Linked DNA regions of Homo sapiens: region 2 is linked to region 1. The links are chromatin contacts, found by Hi-C or POLR2A ChIA-PET in ENCODE. All regions are on one chromosome and are shown on one strand. The core of a region is the stretch at or near the end of the contact, and the rest is flanking DNA. Distances in the headings are between cores, read along the strand shown.

What was found. Hi-C counts contacts between places; a loop is a spot of excess contacts on that map. ChIA-PET counts read pairs that join two places held with the same protein, here RNA polymerase II (POLR2A). Pooled maps may share reads with other maps.
Region 2: a map of aorta shows a loop between it and region 1 (2.6-fold over the local background). The contact joins two enhancer-like sites. A Hi-C loop is called at or near these places in 2 of 168 maps with a recorded cell type or tissue (B cell and aorta), 5 of 37 single-sample maps with no recorded cell type and 9 of 50 pooled maps. POLR2A ChIA-PET finds 5 or more read pairs at or near these places in 1 of 52 experiments (activated T-cell).

Annotation. Positions count from the first base shown.
Region 1 is chr12:104,743,756-104,750,553 of GRCh38, forward strand. All of the region lies in intron 2 of CHST11 (carbohydrate sulfotransferase 11), which reads left to right. Among named protein-coding and RNA genes, the nearest start is that of MIR3922, 160 kb to the left of the region's middle. Within about 2 kb of position 4,801, at least 5 of the 41 ENCODE cell types and tissues checked have a DNase peak (open chromatin) inside an H3K27ac peak, as active enhancers do.
Region 2 is chr12:104,789,978-104,796,080 of GRCh38, forward strand. No RefSeq gene overlaps it. Among named protein-coding and RNA genes, the nearest start is that of SLC41A2, 170 kb to the right of the region's middle. Within about 2 kb of position 3,419, at least 3 of the 41 ENCODE cell types and tissues checked have a DNase peak (open chromatin) inside an H3K27ac peak, as active enhancers do.

The DNA.
Region 1 (6,798 bases), core at 3,551-6,050:
CCCTCCTCCCACCTTCCACCCTCCAAAAGGCCCCACTGAGTGTTCCCCTCTGTGTCCATGTGTTCTCATCATTTAGCTCCCACTTATAAGTGAGAACATGTGGCATTTGGTTTTCTGTTCTGCATTCGTTTGCTAAGGATTATGGCCTCCAGCTCCATCCATGTCCCAGCAGAGGACATGATCTCTCTTTTTTTATGGCTGCATAGTACTCCATGGTATATATGTACCACATTTTCTTTATCCAGACTATTATTGGGCATTTAGGTTGATTCCATGTCTTTGCTATTGTAAACAGTGCTGCAGTGAACACATGTGTGCATGTGTCTTTATAATAGAATGATTTATATTCCTTTGGGTATATACCCAGTAATGGGATTGCTGAGTCAAATGGTATTTCTGTCTTTAGGTCTTTGAGGAATTGACACACTGTCTTCCACAATGGTTGAACTAATTTACACTCCCACCAACAGTGTATAAGTGTTCCTTTTTCTCCGCAACCTTGCCAGCATCTGTTATTTTGACTTTTTAGTAATAGCCATTCTGACTGGTGTGAGATGGTATCTCATTGTGGGTTTGATTTGCATTTCTCTAATGATCAGTGATGCGGAACTTTTTTTTGTATGATTGTTGGCCTCATGTATGTCTTCTTTTGAAAACTGTCTGTTCACATCCTCTGCCCACTTTTTTATGGGGTTGTTTTTTTCTTGTAAATTTGTTTAAGTTCCTTATAGATGCTGGATATTAGACCTTTGTCGGATGCATAGTTCGTAAAAATTTCCTCCCGTTCTGTTATTGGTTGTCTGTTTACTCTGTTGATAGTTTCTTTTGCTGTGCAGAAGCCCTTTAGTTACATTAGATCCCACTTGTCAGTTTTTGCTTTTGTTGCAATTGCTTTCGGTATCTTCATCATGAAGTCTTTTCCCGTGTGTATGTCCTGAGTGGGATCGCCTAGGTTGTCTTCTAGGGTTTTTATAGTTTTGGGTTTCACATACAAGTCTTTAATCCATCTTGAGTTAATTTATGTCTGTGGTGTAAGGAAGGGATTCAGTTTTAATCTTCTGCATAGGGACAGCCAGTTATCCCAGCATCATTTATTTATTTATTTATTTATTTATTTATTTATTTATTTATTTTTTGAGACAGAGTCTTGCTCTCTTGCCCAGGCTGGAGTGCAATGGCATGATCTCGGCTCACTGCAACCTCCGCCTCCCAGGTTCAAGCAATTCTCCTGCCTCAGCCTCCCAAGTAGCTAGGATTACAGGTGCCCACCATCATGCCTGGGTAATTTTTGTATTTTTAGTAAAGACCGGGTTTCGCCGTGTTGGCCAGGCTGTTCTCGAACTCCTGACCTCAAGTGATCTGCCTGCCTCAGCCTCCCAAAGTGCTGGGATTACAGGCATAAGCCACCACGCCCGGCCCCTAGCACCATTTATTGAATAGGGAATCCTTTCCTCATTGTTTGTTTTTGTCAGGTTTGCTGAAGATCAGATAGTTGTAGGTGTGTGGTCCTATTTCTGGGTTCTCTATTCTGTTCCATTGGTCTATGTGTCTGTTTTTGTTCCAGTACCATGCCGTTTCGGTTACTATAGCCCTGTAGAATAGCAAGTAGGGTAGCTGATGCCTCCAGCTTTGTTCTTTTTGCTTAGGATTCCCTTGGCTATTCGGGCTCTTTTTTGGTTCCATATGAATTATAGAATACTTTTGTCTAGTACTGTGAAAAATGTCAGTGGTAGTTTAATAGGAATAGCATTGAATATATAAATTGCTTTAGGCAGTAGGGCCATTTTAATGATATTGATTCTTCCTATCCATGAGCATGGAATATTTTTCCATTTGTTTGTGTCATCTCTGATTTTTTTGTGCAGTGGCTTATAGTTCTCATCATAGAGATCTTTCACCTCCCTGGTTAGCTGTATCCCTAGGTATTTTATTCTTTTTGTGGCCATTGTGAATGGGAGTTCATTCCTGATTTGGCTCTTGACTTGACTATTGTTGGTGTATGAGAGTGCTAGTGATTTTTGTACACTGATTTTGTATCCTGAGACTTTGCTGAAGTTGTTTATCAGCTTAAGAAGCTTTTGGGCTCAGACAACAGGGTTTTCTAGATGTAGGATCATCTCATCTGCAAACAGGGGTAGTTTGACTTCCTTTCTTCCTACTCAAATGTCCTTTATCTCCTTCTCTTGCCTGATCACCCTGGCCAGAAATTCCAATACTATGTTTAATAGGAGTGGTGAGAGAGGTCATCCTTGTCTTGTGCTGGTTTTCAAGGGGAATGCTTCCAGCTTTTGCCCGTTTAGTATGATGTTGGCTCTGGGTTTGAATTCTGACTTCTCTTGAGAAATTGAAACATCTCGAAAGACCAGGTCCTCAATTCCCTAATGACGGTATCAGTGAGATCTATGTGGCATCAGCCACCTTCAGTGGCCCAGTGGACGCTGACTGGGTTCATTCCCATTCAAGGTGCCGAGGCCATTCATTTCTATTTCCTGATGGTTCTGGAGAGCCTTTGAGTTTGTGACTCTAACCCAGGTCACCCAATATAAACCCTGCCTACAAAAGAAGTACTTTAACTACACTAGGGTGAAACAACCCTTTCTCATTGCTCAGCAAATCCTGGGCTTTCCTTTCTGCTCATTTTTTTCTGCCTATAAAGATCCCAAGGTTAAAATGGAGCTCAGAACTATCACCCACCTGTGCCAGTGTCAGCTGAGGCTGGCTTGGGGGCTGATCCAGAGGCCAACACCAGGCCCTCCATCACTATCACCCAGAGCCTCCTACCTCACCTTCAGGGCTCAAAATGCTTTCCAGCCACGGTGCATTTTCCTTCTTCCTTTTGCCTTGGAAAGGAAGGCAAAGCTTCTGCAGAGATTCAGTTGTTGTTCCTTGCAGTCAAACAGGTGCTTCCCTAGTGACAAGTTACAATCCAGAGAAACCAATTTCCCTGACAACGTTAATGTCAGTTAACATGAAGCCACTTCTTTCCTAAACCCTTTACGTTTTGTACCAGGTCCAGACCAGATCGTTTCTTTAAAGGCCCAATATTTTTCTCCTTTCTTTTCTAAACCTAAGAGGTTTTGAGCATTATGTAATTCTTAGTGCTTCCCCTAAAATGCACCCAAAGATGTCTGAGACCTGTGACCTTCTAGACCTTTGACCCCTGGCTCTACTGAATGAAAAGTCCCCTATCTTAAACCTGAGGACCAGGAAGGTGAAACTGGCCCAAGATCATATGCCGGTCACCACTCCAGTCCAGTTCTTTGCTTTAGCTTATAGCTCCTGGCATTGGAGCCCCTGAAATAGTGGAGTCCCACCCGGGCAGCCTCAGATTTCCAGGAGCAATTAAATATAACAGATCTCTGGGGTGGGACTCAGTCCTCAGTGTTTAAAGCTCTCCTATGATCCCAGTGAGCTGCTAGGGTTGAGACCCACGCCTCCAGCGGCTGCCCGGGAGCCGATAACTCCCGGGTGGGTCTCCAGACCCCAGGAGGCTGCACCATGCAGGGTCTCAGACCACAGTCTGCCTGGACTCGAACCCCAGACCCGGTTCCTAGCTCCCTGAGCTTGAGCAAGTTAATTATTCTCCCTGTGCCTGTTTCCTTATCCACAAGTTGAAAATACTAATGATACCTACCTCATAGAGTGTGAAGATCAACAGTAGCTGGTACATAGTAAGTGCTCAATATATGGTAGCTAGTATAAATATGTGACCCTTTTTTTGCTGTGGATGTGGTGTCTTCGGTGATTCCTCATGACTAGCCCTTTTCATGAGAGTTTAGTAATTCCTCTGCCAGAAAGAAACGTCATATAATCAGAGCAAATCAGCTCATCAGGTGCTCCTCCCCCTCCCCCAATTCTGAAACAGAAAGATGATGGCAGCACAACTGACATGCTGAGAGGGGTTTTGCATTCAGATTTTTAAGTGGAGAAACTGAGGCTAGACCCAAGCTAACAGTTGTTAAAGGCAGATTCAGAAAACCCTCAGTCACTTAATGCTTCCAAATGTACCTGTTTCTCTGGGTCTATTTGCCTGCATGTCCCCCGACTCTGCCCACCCCGAGACAGTCAAAGGGGGCGACCTCTCTTCCTCCTGTTTGGGTTCTTGTGTCTGAGGGAAATTGCAAACGCTGCAGTAATGTTTTAATTTAAGGGAAACCAGCTCTTCCTTTTAAGATGAAACGTAGTAAAATTTTAAAGACTTTTTCAAACAGTCCCTAAATTTGTTACTTAAACTAATTATGGTTGCCTTTTATAAATGTCCAAATTAAAAATAGACATCTAAACGAGAATGCAGGACACAGCCCAGAGCCCGGAGCCATGTTCACGGTTTCCTAGAATCAGCCCTCCTCTGACCTAATTTATACTTTTGAGAGATCAAAGCGAGATGAAGGGAGTTGGAGGCTGGGGCTGGGGGTGGATCTAGGAGTCTGTCGGCAGCAGATGGCGAACCTGGGTTCTGTGTTTTGTAATTAAGTATAGCTGTGAATTGGTGAAAGACATTAGATTACAGTCATTTCCAAATAGTATAAAGCTGTGGTTCTCAAAGTTTGGTTCCTAGTCCAGCGGCATCAGCATCTCCTGGTGTTATAGGGGTCGAATTGTGTCCCTCCCAAATTCATACGTTGAATTCTCAACACCCAGGACTTCCAGAGGTGACTGTATTTGGAGAAAGGACTGTTAAATGGGGGATTGAGGGAAAATGAGGACTTTTGAGTGGGGCCCTGATCCAGTCTGACTGGTGTCCTTATTAGAGGCAGAGACACCTGGAGCGCATGCCCGGTGGGGGCTGGAGGGGGGAGGGGGGAGATTAAGAGGAAGAGACACCTGGGGAGTGGAGTCGGGGGAGAGATGGCCGTGTGAGAAGGCAGCAAGCAAGGCACATCTACAGGCCAAAGAGAGAAGCCTCAGGGAACACCAGCCCCACCCGGCACCTTAGTCTTTAAATCCCAGCCTCCAGAACTGTGAAAAAATAAATCTCTGTCGTTTAAGCCACCTGGTCTGTGGTATTTATTATGGCGGCCCAAACACTTTGGGGGCTTGCTAGAAATGCAGGTTCTCAGGCCTGTCAGACCTGCTGAGTCAGAAATTCTGGGAGGAGAACCCAGCAAGCTGTGTTCTCACAAGCCCTCCAGGTAATAACGTTCATGTAGGCTCAAGTTTGAGAACCACTGGCATGAAGTATGATTAGTACTCAGGGGTAGCCAGCCCAGGAGAGAATGACGCATGGTTGGAGTAGGGACTGGTCGGCTAAATATAAACTTTCTTTTAGTAGGCTCTGCAGCCTCTGGAAGAGTCCCAACGGGTTCCTTAAATGGGATGTGGTATGTGTGAAAGTGTTCCATACATGAGGAAGCTTTCTGTTGACCTTAGGTGGAAGTGAATCGTGGCATTATTCAGTCAGCTGAAGAAAGCAACCCTCCAAATACCCCAACACAGGCAAACTGAATCCAAGAATCTCCCTCCTGCACTGAATTTTCCGAGTCCTTTGAAATCTTGTGCATGTTCCTCTCCAAACAACTGGAATGTTTCTCTTTTCTGATAACTAGAGCAAGAAGATTTAATCATATTTCCCCTTTTGTCCTTGCTGCTAGGAAGCCCACAGCCAATTGAGATTCTAAATCCCAGCCCTCATAGAATATTTTTTTTCTATTTTTATTTCATACTGCACATATGTCCTTTGTTATGGTCTCTTCAAAACCTTTTGAGAAAGCAAACAAGAAGAGGGGAGAGAAAGGGAATGTAAGAAGAAAGACATTGATCTCACAGCTCAGATAATTGTCAGATCAACAAGTCCTTTCTTTGTAAAATTGATCAAACTTGGTTGGAAAATTTGGGCATTCTCTTTTACTATGAGGGAACGGGTTTTTCTTCATTAATGAGTGAGTCTTCTTCACTCTCTTGTCTTCCTGATGTCCCCAGAGCTGTTGGTCCCATCAGTAGTTCCGGAACTGTGCTCAGGGAACGTGTTAGTTGCTGAGGGGTTATGACAGTTACAAAAGCTCTTCTGAGCCCTGGTGGAGCCAGGCTGTCATCAGAAATCTCTCCTGCCCCATTTTGACATGGTGGCAAAGAATTCCTCTCTTCCGTCTGGCCTGTCCAGGGCTGTCCTTACTCCAGGTTTCATAAACCAAGGTTCAAGAAGTCCACAGATAGAACCCCCAGGAGTCTAGAGTTCCATAGAAGAACTTTATTGATTGAGTGTTTTTATTTTGGTGATAATCTTTTGAAAAATGATTATCCATTTCTGGATCATCAGGTCTGCCCCGGATAACCTAGTTCTGCCATATGAAGTCGTGGTGCCTGTGTTCATTGATGTTCTTGGTGGTTCCGTGTAGCTCCATTTTTATTGTCTTGGGCTAATTGGAAATGAGCAGAAAAGGAAAATATATACATGATGAGCTTTTACCAAGTAAAGGTCAAATGAGATTCCAGCGTGCCGAGTTTCACAGTAACTAGGAATGAGGAAGTGGTAAGGAAACCGAGTCCTCATGCAGCACAGAAAGGGAAGCTCTACTCCAAACACCCTGACCCACAGCAGTGAGCAAGCATCTGCGTGGTTTCAGGCAGGGCTTTAGTTCCAGTAAAACATCACCCCTCATGTTAATGTTGTGCATTTGAATGTTTATGTTTGTTTTGAACTTGTAGTTGTGTACCTGGTTTTATATTTCTGCACTTTTTTTTTTTTTTTTTTTTTTTTTTTTGTTGAGACTGAGTCTCGCTCTGTCACCCAGGCCGGAGTGCAATGGTGCAATCTTGGCTCACTGCAACCTCTGCCTCCCGGGTTCAAGTGATTTTCCC
Region 2 (6,103 bases), core at 2,169-4,668, 45 kb after region 1:
TTGTATATATATATATATATATATATATTTTTTTTTTTTTTTTTTTTTTTTTTAATGCATATTTCATTCTTCTGAGCCCCATCCCGAGTCTTCCACTTCAAAGTCAGTGTGGGCCCTTTGGGAGTCCCTTCTTATTTCTGTCCCCAGAGCATGTCTCAAGCCACCTTAGGGGAAGAGGGATGTCCCTCCGTGTTCAGGTGAGGGGCTGCTGTCGTTCAGTGAATGTAGGACGGGAGGCCAGCCTCCCCACCGGCCCTTTTGCTGAAGCAGGCATACACGGCGCCCCCAAAGAGGATGGAAAGTCCTTTAATCAATCCCCCAGGGGCTGTCAGGAAGCTGAATCGGGGAGGTGGCAGGAGCTGATCAGCCGTGTCCCTGACTTACTGAACTTGTACCGCACTGCTCTCTCCTTCTGTACTATGGCCCTGAGGTGCCCAGGCCCCACAGCTGACTCAATTAATCTGAAGTGGGGTGGAGCCATCTATGTTTCTTTTAGGGATTCAGGTGACTCTAATGTGCGAGTGTGAAACACTGGCTAAGCCCTCAGCGCTGTGCTAGGCAGCCCTCGCTTATACCCTACTTATTCCCACTTCTGCCTTCTCCCCTTAGTGTCCCCAACCTCTTCCTTTCCCTTGGGCACACTACCACTCGCTCCTGCAGAAATAGCTCACGACGACGTGCTCCTCAATTCCACGACCTGTGGATTCTCCGTGGCCACTGGCCTCGCAGTTTCTGTTGACGCCATCAGGGGCAGCAGCGAGCGCGGTCTCAGTGAAGGAGGCCTCTAGCTTGCGGCGGGGAGTTGAGCTGGAAAGGGTCTGGATAAGGGTGAGCTCTGATGCTGTTTTCTCCAAAATAGGGTCTGAAAGTATATACCTGAGCTTTGTGAGGATTCACTTATTCCTCCCTGAGTTGTATCACAGTTTCTCTGTTTTGACTTAGGAAAACTGATAAACCTATGTGACTTTCTTTGCTTCTCTCAAATACCTGGGTGGGAGATGGTGGAGGACAGTCCACAGCAAACTCAAGTGAATCCATTACTTTTCATTCTCACCAAAGGTCTGGAGCTGTATCTGGTCTCTGGTTTTGGCCTATAGACACTGCCCTTTTGATCTGAGGGTGAAAAGGGGATTCAATCTAAGAGTATTTCATTTCCTAAACAATCTGGAAGAGATGTATTAGTTTAAAAATCACTCATTGTTTGAGCAAACACTTTCCACATATATTCTATGCATTCTCTCTTTCTCTGCATATGCCATGCCTTCTTTCACTTCCATTATATTGGGAAAATTTCCCCCATGTCATTAAATGTTTTTGGAAAAGATGATTGTGCATGATGATACCTATTTTGCAAATTTTATGTACCATAGTTTTTTAACCATTTCTCTGTTGCCGGACATTTAGTTTGTTTATGATTTTCACTCTTATCAACAACTGATATAAATTTTCTCATATATAAATCTTTGGCCCTCTCACATATCATTTACCATGAACATTGGGAGTACCGTATTTTATCCTTTTGGAGTCCTCTCGGTGTTAAGAACAGAAGTGGTTTCACACGTGGCACTTAATTAACGCTTGTTAACTTCACTCATGGCCTAGATCAACTTGCATTGGCGCCCTATAAAACCTGTCTCTTTAATATTAAGCCATATGAAATCACAAGAGTATGCCAAATCCAATTAGCATCTATCACGACCTATCCACTCTATAAACAGGCATTTCATGTTTCTGTTACATTCAACTTCTGAAATGCTATAAGCAGAATCTATTAAGGCAAACAATGAAAACACAAGTAATAATTTCTTAAAAAACACTTTGCAATGCCTGCATCATACATATTAATTTATAGCTGCAGCAACAGAATCTCATATTCAGATGGTGTCCTTTCAAAAGGAACTGTGTAACAAATCCCAGGCAGTACTTAGCTTAACTTACCTTCCTGGTGATTTATATGATGCACATCATTGTGTGCATAAAGTCCAAATTTCATGACACAGACACATACAATTACATGGATGACAGTAATATGCCAATGAATGATATAAACATCAACTGTTAATTCACTAAGAGAAATAGAAAGTCAAGGCAAAAGAGACTACGTCCCAAAACTACCTGACTACTGCCTTTAGGCAAAAGATCTTTTGGAAATCAGCTTTTAAAGACTTTAGTTTTACCACTGCCCTGAAGCAGGCTGAACCTAAAATGGGACTTTACTATCTGCCCAACCCTGGGCCCAGAGTTACTCATGGAATACAGGTGACTTCACCAAGATTCAGGTGAATCCATTACTTCTTATTCCCACAAAACGTCTAGAGCTGAGTCTAGTCTCTGGTTTTGGCCTATTGACACTGACATTTTGATCTGAGGGTGAAAAGGGATTCAACCTAAGAGTATTTCATGTCTTAATCTAGAAGAGAGGTATTAGTTTAAAAGTCATTCATTGAGGAAACACTTTCCACATATTTTCCATGCATTCATTCTCTGTGTGTGTGTGTGTGTGGTGTGTGTGTGTGTAGACTACCTTTTAGGATTTTACTCTATGTTATATAACTTTACTTTGCAACTTTTACTTTCCCGAAAGTGCCTGGATAAGTAATGTGTAAAGTGTAAGGCAAAGTTGTTTCTGTTCTATCTTGAGCAGTTCATAAAATAACCTTCAGGTCACCTTCCCTGTGATCTGCAGATTGGCTTGGTGCGTACTCTAGAGGTGCCAATCATTCTTTCTCCGCTTACTCCTCTCTGTGAGAGGACTCACGGCACTGGAAGAGGCAGTCCAATCACCATGTGATATCTGCTCCTTAACTTGGCCACAGCAGATCAGAAGCCAGAGCCAAAGATGAGTCATTAGATTTTCTGCCAGGAGGAGTTGGAATTGTGACTTAGTGACTGAGTCTGTTAGCTGCATGGGTTTCTCTTTCTTCTGTTTCTCAAATAGCCTCAAGCCCTTCAGCCTCCTGGGTGATGTCTTCCTTGAATATCCGAATAAAATGTCTTAAGTCCTGCAGTGGAGACAAATGCTATGTGTTAAACTCAATTTCATTTCTTCTTCCTCTTCCTGGGCACACAGGAAGACCACATTTCTGAGCTTCCCTTGCAGTTAAGTTGTGCCATGGCTGTCGGGTGCTAAGCAGAGAGGCAATGGCCAGGAAGAAGAGGCAGGAGTCTCTTCTTGTGCAAGAGTTGACAATTAAAGAGGAGAAGAGTAGAATGGTGTTGGTAAGGTCAGATGGAGGCTTTCCCTTCCAAGGAAGTCTTGTGCATATGATGGAGCAGAGAAGTGGGCCACTGGTGCTAAAGAGAGGAAATGTGGTAGAAATGGATGGGTTGAAGGGTGAGCTTGAAACAATATGGGCATGTCAAGGCAGGGACAAGGAGTTACTGAGGAAGCTTATCCAGAGGCCTCAGCCTTCTCCCTGGAGTCAGAACCACCTGCTGAGGGCAGTGGAGGAGAAAGAGTGGGAAGAGAGAAGCTCTGAAACTGCCCTCTGGGCAAGTTCGTGGAGCTGGACAGCATGGATTTGTAGTAAGCCAGACATGAATGGTTTTGTGCCAAACCCGCGGAATTTGGTGTGTGATCTGGGAGAAGGACCAGAGAAGGCTGTCTGTGGGAATTACCAGAAGTCAGAAGCCTATGTTAGCATAACATTATCACTTGCCTAAAGAACAGATGATAGGGAGAAAAATGTTATTCTTCTAGGCCCATATTTATTCACTATTTCTTCCTACTAATAATACCCCAGTGTCTTTAAGTACTAAAACGTTCCATTTCTACAGAATGTTTTCTCTCATCTGTAAGAATAAAAAGGATGTTCATTTTTTTAAAACATTAGGTACTCATTACTAAACAGGACAAAAATCAATCTTTTTTTATTTTTTAAGACCCAAAACAATAGTTAACTACTATTTGAGCTGGGGATCTATTGTCTAGAAAAGTAATAATTATTAAGTAATTCAAAAAATAAATATAAAAGTAACAGGTTCATTTTTGAAAATTTGTTCAGCACAAAAGAGTTTTAAAAAGAAAAAAAATCCATAATCACATCATCCAGAGCAAAACATTTAAAATATTTTGGTGTCTTAAAAAATTAGTGTCATTCCAGATAAAGTTTTGTACTCAGTATTTTTCACACATTATTTTATAAATATTTTCCTAACTCATCAAATGAGCTTTAAAATATAAATTTGCTGACTATAATATATAGTACCAATTTTTTTGAAGTTTATGCCTGTTTTGTTTGTTTATTTTTTGAGACAGGATCTTGCTCTGTTGCGCAGGCTGGATGGAGTGCAGTGGTGCAATCATATCTCATTATAACATCAAATTCCTAGGCTCAAGTGATCTTCCTGCCTCAGCCTCCCAAGTAGCAGGGACTACAGGTGCATGCCACCATGCATGGCTAAATTTTTTTTTTAGGGATGGGGTCTCGCTGTGTTGCCCAGGCTGGTCTTGAATGCCTGGACTCAAGAGATCCTCTCACTTGGCCTCCCAAAGTGTTGGGATTACAGGCATGGGCCACCAGTCCCAGCTTAAGTCTGTTTTCAAATGAAAAATGTAAAGCTGAAAATTGCTGCAATGTATATTGTGATTATTACCTTAGGACCGATTTCTACAATGGTATGTCAATAGGGCAAAGAATATATTTTTCCTTAAAAATAAATTTTCTTTAAAAATAAAAGTTCTAAATGATTTTTTGAGATACACATACATCATTCAAAAATGAAAATGATCTATAAAGTATACACTGACCAGTCTTGTCCTCATCCCTATTCCCTTTCAGCTTATTATGCCTTGTCCTCTATAGGTAACCGTTTTTCTCAGTTTCCTGATTTTTCTTCCAGTGTTTCTTGCCCAAATGTTTATTTCCCAATGAGAGAAATATCCTGTTTCTCACAACCTTACAAAAAGGAAGGATATTTTATACACTGTTCCATGCCTTGCTTTTTTCACCTTACTATGTATCCTGGAGATCTTACCATATAAATCTGTAAAGATATTTCCTATTCCTTCTGTCTCTCAGTTGCATAATGTTCCATTGTATGGATGCACCATAATTTATTCCACTAGGAGCCCTGAGTTGTTGTCTTATCTTTTACTATTACAAACAAAGCTATAATAATCTTGAAGTACGTCATGACATATATGTCTGCGAATATCTGTAGAATCGATTTCAAAAAGTTGGATGCCAGGCGGCTCCTAGGATGTGTGGAGCTCCAGGCAAATATTCTTTGCAGGGCCACTGCCGTCTTACGCCATTTGGCTTTAAACTGTTGTTGCAAAATCCTTGAACCCATTTGAAGCTTAGTGATTTATCAATGAAGATTTAGTGTAATGGATAGAAAAGAGGTACTTACACATTTGGCTACTGTCCAGTAAGTACAGATGAAGATTCTTCATAGTGTCCAGGTACCATCTTTTTGTGTTTTTTCTTTATTGTCAAATATGTTATTCCTGGCTAATTTCATATCTCCCACTGCAAGGAAAAGTTAACAATATTGTTACTGGTTGCAATGCCAGGGCTCTTCAGAACCTATTTGTATTGAAATGGTACCACATCGACATCACCACATTGACGGTAGGCAAGAAGGACACCAATTGAAAGGGCCGGCTGTGGAGCAGTGGTCTTGAATACCTTTGGGAGAGAAAGGGACAGCCATCCCTAGAGAACTGCCTGACATGTGTTCTAGAGCCAGCAAAGGGGGTTGGGAAACCTCCCTAAGTGCAAGTGATGAAGTATGCACAGGGTAAAGGGTGACTGCTACCACCGTGTCATACTTTAATGCTCTAGACGGGAGGCAACGCTGCAGCCAGAATGCTGATATAAGACAGCTACGGCTTGAGTCCAAGGGTTAACTATGGACAGTTAGTGGCCCAGAGCTCTCAACTTCCCCTGTGTCTGACATGAAAGTCACACAAAATCAACATGTCATTTTGGTCAGTAAGAGCAATCAACTCATCAAAATGCCTTTCTGGAACTAGGGCTGGCCATAGAATCCTGGAACTACCCCATAGGCATGAGTCTCTGGTCTCTGGTGGACCTCAAACAAGGGGAAAAACAGAAACTGGGCCAACTGCCAGCCCACTGGCCAGTCTCAGGCTTTG